Linked DNA regions of Mus musculus: all the other regions are linked to region 1. Evidence: chromatin loops called from intact Hi-C (ENCODE). Cell type or tissue: left cerebral cortex. All regions are shown on one strand. Region 1 overlaps Babam2 (BRISC and BRCA1 A complex member 2). Region 2 overlaps Babam2 (BRISC and BRCA1 A complex member 2). Region 3 has its middle 7.6 kb from the start of Gm38424.

Evidence for each region. A loop is a pair of places that touch in the nucleus more often than their neighbours do. Peaks named below come from ENCODE experiments on the same cell type or tissue, not always from the same donor. Only the 100,000 strongest peaks of a DNase experiment are listed, where the experiment ranks them.
Region 2: it touches region 1 in a loop (3-fold over the local background); 3 of 42 quality-filtered maps call a loop at or near these places.
Region 3: a loop joins it to region 1, with 6 times the contacts of the local background. A loop is called at or near these places in 2 of 42 quality-filtered maps.

Annotation. Positions count from the first base shown.
Region 1 is chr5:31,747,177-31,752,176 of GRCm38, reverse strand. All of the region lies in intron 3 of Babam2 (BRISC and BRCA1 A complex member 2), which reads right to left. Among named protein-coding and RNA genes, the nearest start is that of Babam2, 52 kb to the right of the region's middle. In left cerebral cortex, no CTCF peak of the experiment used is centred here; DNase peaks (open chromatin) are centred at 1,411 and 2,329; H3K27ac peaks cover 1,702 bases.
Region 2 is chr5:31,878,958-31,883,957 of GRCm38, reverse strand. The region is part of intron 6 of Babam2 (BRISC and BRCA1 A complex member 2); the gene reads right to left. Among named protein-coding and RNA genes, the nearest start is that of Gm52770, 120 kb to the left of the region's middle. In left cerebral cortex, no CTCF peak of the experiment used is centred here; DNase peaks (open chromatin) are centred at 1,440, 1,830 and 2,198; H3K27ac peaks cover 1,416 bases.
Region 3 is chr5:31,586,863-31,591,862 of GRCm38, reverse strand. No RefSeq gene overlaps it. Among named protein-coding and RNA genes, the nearest start is that of Gm38424, 7.6 kb to the left of the region's middle. In left cerebral cortex, a CTCF peak has its summit at 2,987 (motif pointing left); DNase peaks (open chromatin) are centred at 547 and 1,880; H3K27ac peaks cover 496 bases.

The DNA of each region.
Region 1 (5,000 bases):
TGGCAAGATACTGAGAAACGACTAAAGTGATGTTTCTCTCATCTTAAAGGGTGAAGAGGGTACTTTAACCACTTCTGTGTTCATTATAGTTTGAAAACTGTGAGGCAAATACTCAAGAAATTCACTCAGGTAAAGAGACTTAACAGATGCCAGTAACAGGAGCAGAAGTTCTGAGTGCTGAAAGAAACAGAAGAATTAAGTAGGCAACAATATGGCCTAATTAATTAGACTGAAGCTTAAAATCAAACACTCTAAGCAAAGCAAAATCCTGTTGTCCCTCTAAAGACTTCATCTGCACTGGGGAGAGGACTTCCACTCTTCACAGATGTTCTACTGCACACATCTGCATCATGGGAAAACAAGGCCAGACTTAGAGGTGACAAGAAAGATCACTTGCATTTTTGCCCTAGTCCAGCAATATGGGCAGAGTTCTTTCAAACTGCTACCTATCCAAAGCCTTTATAATTTGCCAAAGTTTGAAGTAATTTGTTCTTTCAAAGGAAGAAAGCAACAACAAGAAACAATAGTGTGTTTCCTGCCTTATGAAGAATACAACAGAGCTTCCCAACTGCACGTCCTAGAGACACATGCCAATTGCCTCACATGTACAGGAAAGCAGCTACTGATAGAGGACCAAACAGAATGGTCTACACAGGGAGGACAGAGCACAGAGCACACACGAACTGCCAGATTTCACCCCTGAGGCTGGCACATACACATTCCAGAAGGCTGGGGATCCTGGACCTTTGACAACCAAATTCCATCATCTTTCTCTGAGAGAACAGTTATCTTTCCAGAAGATGCATCAGAGAAATGCTACCCAGAGCCTTGCCAGGCCTATCTGCACTTAGTGGTCCTGGCCCTGCTTCCATTGTTCTTCCGTCTGTGTTGAGCCTCCATCTGAGACCATGCAGAACCACCTGAGCAAGAATCATGTTTGCCTGCACGCACCAACATGATCTCAGCCATGAGCCCACGATATGCCATGTGTGAGTCACAGGCAGTGATGATGGTAAAAAGAAAAACTAATATTTGGAGTTCACCAAATAATGAGTCACGCTCCTGGGAGAAAAGGAATCCTTACAGCTGGCAGCTCCTTAGTATGAAATTTTTAAATTGTTGTAACATTAATATTAATTCCATGAAAGCTGGCAAGAAGGAAATGAGTGAGAAATGCAGTATTTGGTTGCCTGGTACCATGTAAAGCCCAGTTCATGCTCCAAGAACAAGAATGAGAAGGACATCGACTGCCTACTCCTGACGTGCGTGCCTCCCACACTCACCCTGACAAGCTGCTCCATCTCCCACACAACACTTCCATACTAATTTTGACCCTCATGAGTTAAAAAGAAGTCTTGCTTTCTCGGTACCCAAATGCCAAGTGGGATCTTGTGGGCTCTCACCTTTATAAAGGGAATGTTTGAAAACAGGCCCCTTTGGCTGTGACATCAGTGAGTTGCTGAGGCCTGCAAGGGCCGGAGGAAAGATTCCCAGTCCCTCGCAGCGCTGCCGCACTCCTACGGTACAATCTGGCAATGGCCAGGGACCAAAGCTTTAAAGCTGTTTTATGGTATTTAACATATGGTCATAAATTGCTCAGTGCTCTAAAGAGGGGCTAAATTTGCCACCCCTATTGATGAGACATGTTCTTATTTATTTAAATTTAGTGGCAAACTGGCATTTCTCCAGAAGGAGAGGGTTAGGCACAAGTACAAAGAAAGAACTAATGAGAGCTGGTTTGCAGCTCTGCTATGTACTGAACACAACCACTATCAAGCAGGGGCTTACCATGAGAAAAACAATAATAGGGACAGATTCCAATGTCTAAGGCCCAAGGAGGGGGAGGAGTACAGATTTGATTCGGAATACATTTTTTATTTTTTTCAGAATACATTTAAAAACTTTTAATCATTTTCTCTTTTTCCTCCAACAAGGGCTGTCTACCCATCTCTCTGTTGCCTCTGCCTCTTTATTCTCCTCACAAATTAGAGATCCTTGGTCTTTACTTGAAATCTCTGTAATTCCCTAGAATATCCCAAATCTTGCAAGCATTTTCTGATTTTGCCATATTTTTGGCTAAGTTTTTTTTAATGGATATAATTCTCCATCTCTAAAAATATAATCCTACCAAGATATTAAGTTCCCTTCCCTCTACAAGTCAGCAATCATATAGCATTTGAGTGTGTGGAGGGTGTATGCAAATGATATTAACAGGGATGGTGTCAACAGGTAAATACCAAAGCAGCGTCACCAGTGAATTCGGTTTTATATCTATACGGTGATTATCTTGCTTAGATCTGGGATGTGAAAGGGATTTCTACAAGCTGGAGGTTCGGCAGCAGTCTGGGAACAGTCTTTTTAAAACTCTACTAAGAAAGATTAGGCTGTTTATATCACACAAAAGTCTTTCTTTATAATTTTAAAATAGAGAAGATCCATACATGGCCCAGAAAGGAAAATCTGCATATAGACAGGAATAGAGACAGCAATTATCAATGTACACAAGTTAGTATGAATGTCATATGCTAGAAACTAGGAAGTGGGATATATTTCTCAGGAGGATGAAATATGTCATCTCAGCCATGTTCCCCCAAGGCAGACCAATGATCCAGTGATCAAGGAGATTAGATCATGCCATGAAAAGACTGCTGCTGTGAAACCTGACCTGATCTAGAGTAACTGGGTTATCTGAAGTGGCCATAAAATGGCTCATAAGATCTTTTGCCAGCTTCTAATTGAAATACCCTATGTGTAAGGTCATTCTGTCATTAAGGGCCAAAAAGATAAAGGAAAAAGACTATGCAGAAACATATTCAGGCCCTATTAACACCTCCAGTAAGGACCTAGTTTTCTGAAAATTCTTCATTCTGAGGTCAGACTGGAATGTTAAAATATCTCCTGTACTATTCTAAAAAGGTGTATTTGTAAAGCCCCTTCCTTTTGGACAGAAGGACAATATTTTTAGTGCCATAATCTTGCAAAAAGGAGAATAGGTCTGAAATTCAAAGATGATTACTAGACACATAGGTATTCGATAATATGAATTATGTATCACCACAAGACGCTAGGTATATTTATGCATTGATCCATCCAATACATCAATAATCATATTAAATGGAAATGATACAAACAGTTCAACCAAGAAACAAAGACTGTTAGAATTAAAAGCCAAGATCCAGTTACATGCTGCTATACAAAATTCACTCTAAATGTAAAGACCCAAATAGTTTAAAAATATCAATTAATGTAGATTTCAGAACAAACAATATCCTAAGAGCAAGGTGTATAGACATCATAATCTTACACTTTTTTTTAATCTAACAACACAGCTTTCAATATATATGAAGCAAAGGCTGATGGAACACTGAAGCCTGGTAGGTCTACAACTGCAGTCGGCAGTTTTCATGGCACTCAGCTGACAGACAACATAAATGAATAAAACATGCCACACTCCTAACACACACTCAGAATCACACTCAAAGAACTCAGTGACCCTTTCTGAACCCCCACGGTGACAAGAAGACAGACATACAAAGCAGTATGTGACATCTGAAAATCCTATCAACCAATTTGACTGAGCTGTTATTTACAGAGCACTCCACCAAATAACAGCAGAGCACACATTCGTTTGGATGCACAAAGAACACCTGCTAAGATCATTCATATCCTGAGCCATCAAACAAGTCTCAAAAAACTCAAAGTGATTTAAGTCATATAAAGAATAATCTCTACAATGAAATTAAATTCAAAATCAATAAGGTAACAAAGACATACAGAATTCTAGAAATTAAATGAGATATTTCTAGATAATCTCTATGTGAAAAAATCCAAAGGAAAATTTGAAACCATAATAGAAAAAGTAAGCACAACACAGCAATAGTTGCAGAATAGAGCTAAATATACTAATGATAGAACATCATAGTGCTCAATGCTAAGATCAGAAAAACATGCCGGGCGTGGTGGCACACGCCTTTAATCCCAGCACTCGGGAGGCAGAGGCAGGCGGATTTCTGAGTTCGAGGCCAGCCTGGTCTCCAGAGTGCGTTCCAGTACAGCCAGGGCTACACAGAGAAAGCCTGTCTCGAAAAAAAAACAAACAAACAAGATCAGAAAAACATGACACTATCAAGATAAGAACTTCATTTTCCATTTAAATAACCCAGGGGAAAAAAAGAAAAGAAAAGAAAGATCAATAGTAAAAGAGGAGGAGGAGGAACAGGAGGAGGAGGAGGAGGAAGATTAAAGATCAGAAGGAAAAGCAGTAAAACTGGAAACAATAAAAACAAAGATGGACGAAAGCAAAAGCTGCTTGCTTGCTAACACTAACAAACTGATAAATTACTAGCCAGGACCATGAGGAAAAGGCAGGGGGAAGAGATAAATAACTAAACCAGGAAACATCAAAGTGGCATTACTACCACAGACATTTTCAAAAATAGGGGAACAAAATACAAATTTTTATGTCACTCGGGATGGATGTTCAAACTAGCAACAGTCACCCATTATAAGATGGTTCTGCTTACTATGTCCATTAAGAACATTTCATTTACCCTTTAAACCCTCCTACAAAGAAACGGCCAGATCCAAGATGGTTTTGCTAGCAAATTTCAACAAAAAGTTAAAGAAAAAATAATATGAATTCTTGATGAACATTCATAGAATGTGTACTTCTCAATTTAGTCTATTAATTTGCATTTAACTACTATGCAAAATCCAGGAAACATACTAAGGAAAAATATAAGCCAACATAACAAATGACTACACCGACGCATACTCAACAAAACATTAACAAATTGAATCCAACAACATGTAAGGATGATAATATATCAGGACAACTGAAGCTCCTTCCCTGGGGATGCAAAAATAGGCTGACTATGCCAAAGTTAGTCACTAAATACCCATAGTGCTTTAGTAGCTCTATTAGTCATTTGTTATTCAATACTAAGTGGTCAGCCTTAAAATCATATAGATACAAGCAACACTAAATAGACTCTTAAGGC
Region 2 (5,000 bases), 130 kb before region 1:
GCAAACAGAAGAGTAATGTGTATTCCAAGAAAAGCTTCAAAAGTGGTTTAAAAACCAAAAATAAACAAAGAAACAAAACCATTGAGCAGAGATCTGGCTTTCCCAGCCTGAGGGAAGTTATAAGCACTAACTGCTTTCATACCTCTTTCGATTTCAGGATTTCAATTCCAAACATCTAGAGACAGAGGAACAGCCCAGAAACAAGAAATAAGGGTGTGATGTAACTTTTGTGAACAGCATAGGTATTGAAACCCATATGGATAGATGGTGAAGCGTGGAGCCATGCTATTCAAACTAAGCACCAGCTAGGACATTTGATGCACATTAAAGTCTCAGAAGCACTGGCTAAGACAACTAGCAACTAAAGAAAAGAAAACAGAGGCAAACATAATACAAGGAACTGAAGAGTAACAGGGTGAGCCCTGTGACTTAAGAGAAAAAGCAGGAAGGAGATCACACTGGGCTAGGAGGCTGCATAAAATGAAGACTATGTAAAGTTTAGGAATTGTAAATAAGTATATAGACAACTAAAGAAAAACTGATAAATCAGACTTTATGAAAAAAATCAGGATTAGCAGTAAAACGGCAGGTGAGAGAAAACATCTGAGATATATATATGCATGCACATGTCTCATGTGTGTATGTGTGTGTATGTATGCATGTATGTATGTGTCTTATCGTGTAACTCTGGCTGGCTTTGAACTCACTATGTAGACCAGGCTGATACTGAACTCACAGAGATCTGCTTGCTTCTATCTCCCCAGTGCTGGGACTAAAGATATGTACAACCACACCATCTACACCATATTTTTATCACAAGTTAATATCCAGAACACATACAGAACCCCTGAAACTCAACAAGACAATAAACAATCTGATGTTAAAATGTGCAAAGAATTTGAGTAGACTTTTACCCAAATAAGATGAACAAATGGCCAGTGAGCTCATGAGAAGTTGTTAGTAACCCAAAACACAGTGGGTGCCATCAAACACCCATGAGGACAACTTCTGTATTTAAAAGCAACGGCCCAGAAAATACCAAATACTGGTGAGGATGTGGAGAGACTGGACACCTTCCTTGCTGTTGATGGGAGTTCACTAAAGACAAACTTAGAAAATATGAAGGTAAGAACAGCCTTAGAGGCTGCACCCTATACTCTATGGAGAACTAGAGTCTGCACCTCTCTTGAGTTTGCTCAGAGCAGCCCAGGGCAACAATGGACAGGCTTCCTGGACCTGGCCACCACTTCACCTCGAGCTATTATTATTCTGTTTTATATTAAAAAGAAAAGGCTTGTAACCATTGATTCCAACACCCACAGATTCACAGACACTAAGATAAAGAAAGTGGATTATGCTATGTACAGAGCGAGTGAGTCACAGGGCAGAAACCCAAATCCAGTGTTGCTGACTCCTGCTGCAATGCTTTTCCTCTGCATGATTCTCCTAGTCCAAATTTGCTTTGAAAACTCTTTGTCACGTACTGAGGACCGTGTGAATCAGAAAGGAAATGCAAGGTCCAAAAGAGGAAGAACAGAGCAAAAATGTCCCTGCAGTGAATTATGGAGAGTAGAAATATTCATATGAGGAAAGACTATGATATTAATAGCTCTGTAATGAACCACTATAAATGTTGGACTTAGCAGAGATCTTGAGTAGGTGGATTTGCTAGAACTTTACTAATTATAGAAATGCTGATGCCAGATTTAGAAGTATAAATTGAGTTAGGAGTTCTCATTGGCCTGGATTACTAAAGAATGTTCCTCTCATTTCTAAGCTAATAGGGGCTTGAGATAGATCAATTGATGAACATTTGCAGCTTTGTGCTTATAAAGAAATTCTGAAGAGAAATTGTGACATTTCACGATGCATAACTGATGATAAAAGTAGCAAAGCATTCTTTCAAGTCATAATTCTCCAGGGAAGTTATTAACAGCTTAACGTTTCTAATTCACGCCAGAGTGTGGATTCAAGTTTCTGAGTGAACAAAAGTTTTTACTAAGTAGATATCAAAGAATGAAATTAGGCCAGCAGAAGAGGGGAAGCCCTTATTTGGGTTTCTTGACTCTGTTATTTAATCACATATGGGTAAGGACACAAGAAAATATGCATAGCAATCCAGCTCTCAAAAACTACTAAGAAATGAAACGTGTTAAAATGATAGCAACAGCAACAAACAAGGACAAAAGCAACTTCCCCAAACCTCACCAGAACATCCCAGGCTTTCCCCCATGGAGAGACAGACACACTGCCACAAGCAGGAAGCAAACAAGTAAATGAATGCTAGGTGATCCTGTTGCAGTGAGTATGTGCTTAAATGGAAGGGCAAGGCAGGGATGCTAGCAAAGGGTTGAAGCTGGGGGCTTCAGGAGGCATCAAGGAGGAAGTGATGCAGTGTTGCATGGAGTCAAAAAGGGTAGGAGATTAGAAAGACAGATGCTGAGGCACATACAGGCACAATACTATTCAGGAAGGCTGAAGCACCGGATATTGGGGGAAACTGAAAGAGATGAAGCTGAACAAGTTTAAGAACTAGATCATAAATAACCTTGATGCATCTCAGTTAAGAAACTGGGTTTTTTTTTTTTTTTCAGGGTGATGAGAAAGGAATGACAGAGTAGATACTGATATTAATGGAGTACTTATTGAATCTGGAGACCTTCAGAAACCTGAATACCTTCAGAAGGTTGGAGTGAGGACAGCATGACTGACCTGAGGTGAAGAGGGAGCACTACAGTGGTGCAGAGCATCGAGGACTACACAGAAGGGCATTCTGGCTTCTTTGGTCAACTTAACACAAATTATAGTCACCTAGGAAGAGGAACCTCAACTGAGTAATTGCCTAGATCAGATTGGCCTTGGAGTGTCTGTGGGACTTTTAAACTCATTAATTCAATTAGTTAGTTAGTTAGTTAGTTTTATAACATCCTAACTGTAGGTTCCCCTCCTTCCTCTCTTCCTTTTCTCAGTTCCTTCCCCAACCCACTTCTCCTCTTCCTTTTCTCTTCAGAAAAAGGCAGGCCTCCTTCAACCAGCCCGCTCTATGACTAGGCACCTCCTCTCCTATTAAGGCTAGATGAGGCAACCAGTAGGAGGAAAGAGCTCCTGAAGGTAGAAAGAGTCAGAGACAGCCCCTGCTTCCACTGCTGGGCTTTTACATTTTATTTTATTTTATTTTATTATTTTTGATATATGGTTGATGTAGGAAGATGCATCCTAAGGTGGCCATTCCTATAGCCTGAACAGATGGTCCCGGACTGTCTAAGGGAAGCTGGACAAGCCAATAAGAAGCATCCTTCCATAGTCTGTTTCAGTTCCCATGGTCAGGTTCCTGCTTTGAGTTTCTGCTTTGGCTTCCTTTGATGACAAGCTGTAACGTTTCAGATGAAATAAACTGTTTACACTCCAAGCTATTTGATCACAGCAACAGAGGTAAATCTGAATAAAGGGTAATTTGGTCCATGTCAGACTTCAAGCATAATGGGGAACATACTCACTCATGGGGGGAGGCAGAAGAAGCAACAATGCAAGACAGGTTCCATATCAACGGATATATAATTAAAATAAATAATACCTACATGTTTTATTATAGTAACACACTAAGATAATGAGAATCATATTTAATGCATTCAGAGGAAAAGAGAAACTGTGCCCCTGCACTGAACTGAAATTAGAAGCATCAGTTATGTACGTGTCTGTTAATACAGACAAAGACAGAATACAAAAGAACTTAGCACAAAATATACACAAATCAAAAGGTGAAGTAACTTTGTAGTGAAAACACGATAGACAGCACACTCATCAGCTTTCTACTGCTGTGAGAAAACAACAGGAGGGAGGCGGCATGAAGGAAGTTTAGTCTGGACCATGGACCAGCATTTCTAGACTGGGATTGCTTGAGCCAAGGCAACATAATCAGCATTTTCAGGAACATGTGATGAAAAAGATCTGTTTATCCCATGATGGTGGGGGAGAGGCAGAAAGAGAGGAGGGGAGAGAGAGTAGCAGAAGGAAGATGAGGAAGAGGAACTGGGGTCCCAATAATCCTGCCTCCTACATTCTGAGAGTACTGTGGGTTGGGGACCAAGCCTTTGCATGTGGGCCATTGAGGGATGCTTAAGATCCAAATTATGGTAGACAGAATCTCAAACAAGCGATGAGCACAACCTCAGCCAAGTGGCTATAGAAAGGATATGTCACCTGAGAGGAGGCGAAAGGGAAGTACAGCTCATTTCTGTGATGTCCTGTCATGAAATCCAGTCATGATAGAATATCAGACAGACCCAAAGCTTCACACACACACACACACACACACACACACACACACACACACACACACAGTTAAATGTTGTGAATGCCAAAGGAAAACTAAAGTTCTATTACAGGCTGAAGAAACACATAGCTGAAGATATCACACAATGTCAACATGAATTATTCTGCTATCAAGAACTCACTAGGTGACTTGGTGAAATTTGAATGGATCTTAAAACTGGATGGTAGTAATGAACCAATGTTAACTTCCTGAACTGCATATACAATTACTGGGAGGCTCTCACTTGTAAGAAGTATGTATCAAAGCATAAGGAGCTTGTGTCCATCATGACAAACACTTATTTTCAAATGGCCAAAGAACAGACATGCTGTAATATCTATATTTTGTAGTAAATTAGATATAGCTTTAACTTTAAAAAATTAAAAAAATATATAAATGCACCAGGAAAACAGAAAAGATCATACATTTTGAAAACAGAAACTCAGGGACAGGCATTGTGGCACATGCCTAAACTTCCAGCATTCAGATGGCTGAGGCAGGAAGACAGTGAATGGGCCAGCTGTGACATCTAACAGGACTTTATCTTTAAAAAACCAAACCAAGCAAACAAAAACACAGAAATACATTAACAAATGTACAGAATGTTTATATTCAATTGCATACCAAGACTTGTGTACATATATGGGCTTAATAATTCTCTCAAATATTGCTGTTTTTCTCTAATCGG
Region 3 (5,000 bases), 160 kb after region 1:
GGCCCACTGAGGAAGAACTGAGCCAGGAGGATCACAAGTAAGGGCAGCCTGGGCTATATAATGACTCCCTATCTTAAAACAATAATAATGAGCCAGGTGGTGGCAGAGGTAGATGAATCTCTATGGGTTCAAGGCCAGCCTGGTCTACAGAGTGAGTTCCAGGACAGCCAGGACTACACAGAGAAACTCTGCCTCGAAAAAACAAAGAAACAAACAAAACAAACCCCAAAACAAACAAAAACCCAACAATAATGAAATAAAGTTTCCCAGAAGAGAAGGAAATAAATCTCAAATTAAATGCGCCCACTAAGTGTCACACAGAATGGAGGAAAATGCCAAGCAATATCTCAACATTCAGAATGTCCAGGTAGTGGAGCGAGCGAATGGCTTCTAGAAAGAAAAAGCCAAGGCCTGTGGGAAGGAGTAAGAATGCAGGTGGCATCAGAGCTTCCAACAGAAGCACATGGTGCTGAAGAAAGAGGTGGTAGGGACCCAGCATTCTGAGTGAAAAGTACTTTTATCCCAGAATTTTACACTTGGCCAAATAAAGGCTAAGCGTGGGGAAAGGTATTTTCAGATATGTAAGAACTCAAAAGATTTTACCTCCCACGCACCTTTTCTTAGGACTATAGTAAAAGATATGATTCAGTGAAATGGAAGGCTAAGCCAAGACAAGAAACAAGGGCACTCTAAAAGTCTGAGGAGGAATCCGGAGGGTGCTGCTGATTACACGGCGTCCTGTGATGACACCTGAGCCCCAGGTGCAGAGAGGAGCCCATCCAACTTGGATCAGGATGACAGTCGGTCCAGGAGGCCTCCAGTAGTGGGTGTGCATGGGGCGGGGTGGTGATAGATTACCAGATGATACAAGGGGCCATTCAGGAAAAACTGTCCTCGACAGTTAAGGCATACACATGGGAAATATTCGCAACAGCTACTTCTGAGTTAAGCAAAAGAAAAGCCGATAGTTAGCTCAGGAGACAAGGTAGTTGATAGTAGTTGGAGGGGATGTAATTAAAGAGCACCACTGTTCAGTAGTGGCCATGTTATGTGCAGAGTGAAGACAACATAAGCATTGAGTTTGTTTAATTAAATGTGTACTACACTTCTATGGGAATATATGGAAGGGGGAACTAAAACTCCAGGTATCGAATAGGCATCAATAGATGGTATCTATGTCGGTCCCCTGTCTTGTTACTATGGTGGAAGGCCTGCTGAAAGCCAGGTGGAAGGGTTTATTATGGCTCTCAGTTTAAAGTACAGTCTGTCATGGTAGGGAAATCATGGGAGCAGGAGCCTGAGGTGCTGGTCTTGTTACATCAGCTATCAGGAAGCAGAGAGGAATGAATGCAGTGCCCGGGTCCACTTCTGGACCGCAGTCACGGATGGCTCTGTTCACAGTTAATGGAGAGGTTTGTCTTCTAGGTGAGTCTATACCCGGTCAGGCTGAGAGCTGCCATCAGCATCATTCTGACCCTCTGATGACTTTTGGGAATTTTAGAAACAAATCAGTGCGGATGGGTAGCTGCTCAGAACTCTCCCGACATCTGGGGGTGTCGGTCAGAGCAGGGCTGGGTAGCTGAGCACGGAAGACTATGGGAACAGTCGATAGCACGAGCCCTGCCCTCCTAGGCTCCCACCAACAGCTCCAAGCTCAGTTTGTGCTCAGGTGACCCTGAAAAGGGCCCTGGAGTGTGAGTGACAGCTTCATGGGATAGAGCGCTGCATCCTGTGGGGAAGGCAGGGAGAAAGGAAAGGGGGTCTTAGGGGGAGGGGACAGTGCAGGAGGGCAGAGGCACAACAGATGAGGCTAAATTAATTTTGGAAACCATTAAATCTTTGAAAAGAGAGCGTGTTTTCGGCAGGGACAGTGAATCACTGTGATTTGCAGAAACAGGCACGAGGCAATTAGCCATCTGGATGCTGCGGCTTCCAGCCTCCCAGCGGAAACTTCAAGCAAGCGGAAGGCTGGTCATTACACAGCCCAGGCCCAGCACTCCATCATCTACAGATAACTTTCTGCTTCCAGCCGCTAGAAGTCCAAAGGCTTGGGATAAAGGGCAACTTGGCATGAGACGCAGAAAATGTGCAGGAAAGGCTACAAAAGCCGCAGGGAGTCCCACTGCTTCCCTCTTCCTGTGTGTACCCCTCAGACTTCGTTATGAACAAGTGTACAGTTCACTCAACTGAGAAGCACTTAATACTCGCCTACCACTCTCCTCCAGGGTCTCTGATCGTCCGCACGTTGTGTCATTAGTCCTCGTGACATACATTTAAGGTATTCCACCCACGACACATCCTAAGAGTTCTGCACTCACCAATCTTGCTTAAGCAAGAATATTATCTTATTATTTTATGGTTATTTATTTATTCTGAGACAGTCTGACTTTGTAGCCCAGGCTGAGGTGATTCTCTGCTTCAGCTCCTCATGTGCTGGGATTTTAGGTGTGAGCCAGCACACCTCTGATTTGTTTTCATCAATGAGGAAATAAAAACAAAGGAAAGGTGACGTTGAACCAGAGGTGTAGCTCAGTTGGCAGAGTGCTCGCCTAGCATGCAGTGTCCCGGGTTTGAGCTCCAGTGCTGCATCAACAGGGTGTGATAGTGCATACCTGCGATCCTCACACCCTGGAAGTAGAGACAGGAAGGAGGATGAAAAGTCTAACATCATTCTCAGCCACAAAGGCAGCCCAAGCCTGGACTACAGAAACCCTGCCTCAAAAATCAACAAAAGATGAAGTAAAGTTGTTCAAGTTTTGAGGCAATTGTGCAATTCCGTGCCTCCCCTGTATGAGCACCCGTGAACTGTGTGGCTCACAAGGCTGGAGAACCACAGGCTACATGAAGATAAGAGTTTCTATAAACTGTAAAGAGAGGTTGGAGCTTAGGGGCTAAGAGCACTGGCTGCTCTTCTAGAGGACCTGGGTTCGATTTCCAGCACCCACAGGAGGACCAACTACCATCTCTAACTCCAAATCAGGGGATCTGCCGCCCTCTCCTGGCCTCCACGAGCACTGCATGTAGGCAAAACATCCACAGAAATTAAATAAAAGGGCTGGCGAGATGGCTCAGTTGTTAAGAGTGCCGACTGCTCTTCCAAAGGTCCTGAGTTCAAATCCCAGCAACCACATGGTGGCTCACAACCATCCGTAACGAAATCTGATGCCCTCTTCTGGAATATATAACTCCTTTCTTGTATTTTTGAGATTATAATACACCTCTTACTCCCTCCAAAACCTTTCTTACTCTATTTCAAACTCACGGTCTCTTTTTCATTAGTGGTTGCTACATTTGTACGTGTGTGTGTGTGTGTGTGTGTGTGTGTGTGTGTTCCTAAATGCATAAATAGAACCTGCTCATTTTTTATTAAATTAATATTTTAAAATAAACAAACTGTAAAGAGCTGTTTGTAGTAGCTACCTCAGCTCACACTGACCCCTTTGACCTGAAGTTGCTGCTTTTCAATTCATTTCTAGAAGCCATTAGGGTAGCCTGCACATCTAACCAGGTCTTTCATTCAAGGACGTCTGACTGGGCTAGATGAACTGGGAGGTGTGGGCCAAGGAGGCCTGACTATCATCCACCCACTTCTATTATGGCCATATGGAGCAAATCACTTCCAGAGCCAGGAGGGAGCCAGGAAGGGACAGCACCTCTCAGAGAGGCCAGAGGTCAGTGCTCCCTTGTGGAGGACCTCTGTGTCTTATTATTTGCTGTAGGCTCCTAAGCCACAATGCACTGTGGTTTGGTAAAGTGCTTCGCCAGAGCCTCTTAGAGCTGCTTAGCATGGCTCAGGACTCTGCAGTGGCCTAGAAGTCCCCAAAGGAGTTGTCACCCAGTGTATATATCTGTAGTCCACTGAGCTGGACAGGAAGTACCAGATCTCATACACAAGAAAAGCAGAGGAAGAAAACAGCTTGGATAATCAGGGAGTCCAGTTTCGTCTACTTCTCCCTGGCTGTGGCCTCATACAAAGTGGGAAGCCACACTCTCTCCGAGTTTCTTTCCTGAGATGAAGCTTTCAACCCCCCCCCCGCCCCCCAGGGCATTAGAGGGGATCAAGGAGGTCACAGGTATCCCTGAACTGGCAGAAAGTTTAAATAAAGAGGACCAAGAAAAAGCCATAGGGCCCTCAAAGCTTGGCTTCCGATACACGGGAAGCGTGGGCTTGCTGTCACCAGATTTTTTTTTAATTTGTCCAGAAGAATAAGAAATCTGGTTTGTTTGTGTATGTTTTTATTCTTAAGAGATAAGGTCTTCTTGTGTAGCGCAGTCTGGCTTGGGACTTGCCCAAACTACATAACCTTTCTGCCTCATGCCGAGTTCTGGGAACACAGGTGTCTGCCACCACATTTAGCCTAGAAATCTGGATTTTTCTCATGAACTCCCCAATTTTCAAAACCCCATGAGGACAGACAGAAACCTGTCTGTAGGTCTCGGAGTATGGACTCTGAAGTTCCTATGGTCTCAGTCTCTTAGCAGACTCATGCCAGTTCACCTCCTCCTGTCTCAGGTACATCTTCCTGGCTCTCCACCCTCTGTCTCCTTCTTATCACTCAGATTATAAACTGAGTTAGGCTTAGCTCAGCTCTGCAGTCACCAGAAGCCAGCTAGGAACAGGGCTACTACCTAGAAGTCCCACGTAACCACTTCCCAGAGAGAGAGAGACAGAAGGCAGAGGCATAGAGACTTTCTGAAGAAAGGGATGAGAAGCAACGGGACAATTGTCACTGCAGGCAGAAGGCCTGGCCCCTGGGTGGCTGGGTAGTGTCCCCAGGGCATTCCTGCATAAAAATTAAGGGAGAGTGTGGCTGCCTCTTGCAAAGTTGGTGTGGCCTTTTGAAGCACCTATAGCCTAGGAGACCTTCTGGCTGCAGCCTCCTCGAGCAACAACAGTCCAGTTGGTCCTTCAGGAGAAGCTGGCAGAGAAGCTGCCTCGGGCCGTGGGCTGGCCCAGCGGGCTCAGTGGGTCTTGCATCAGGGTCCTTTCCAGAAACTGA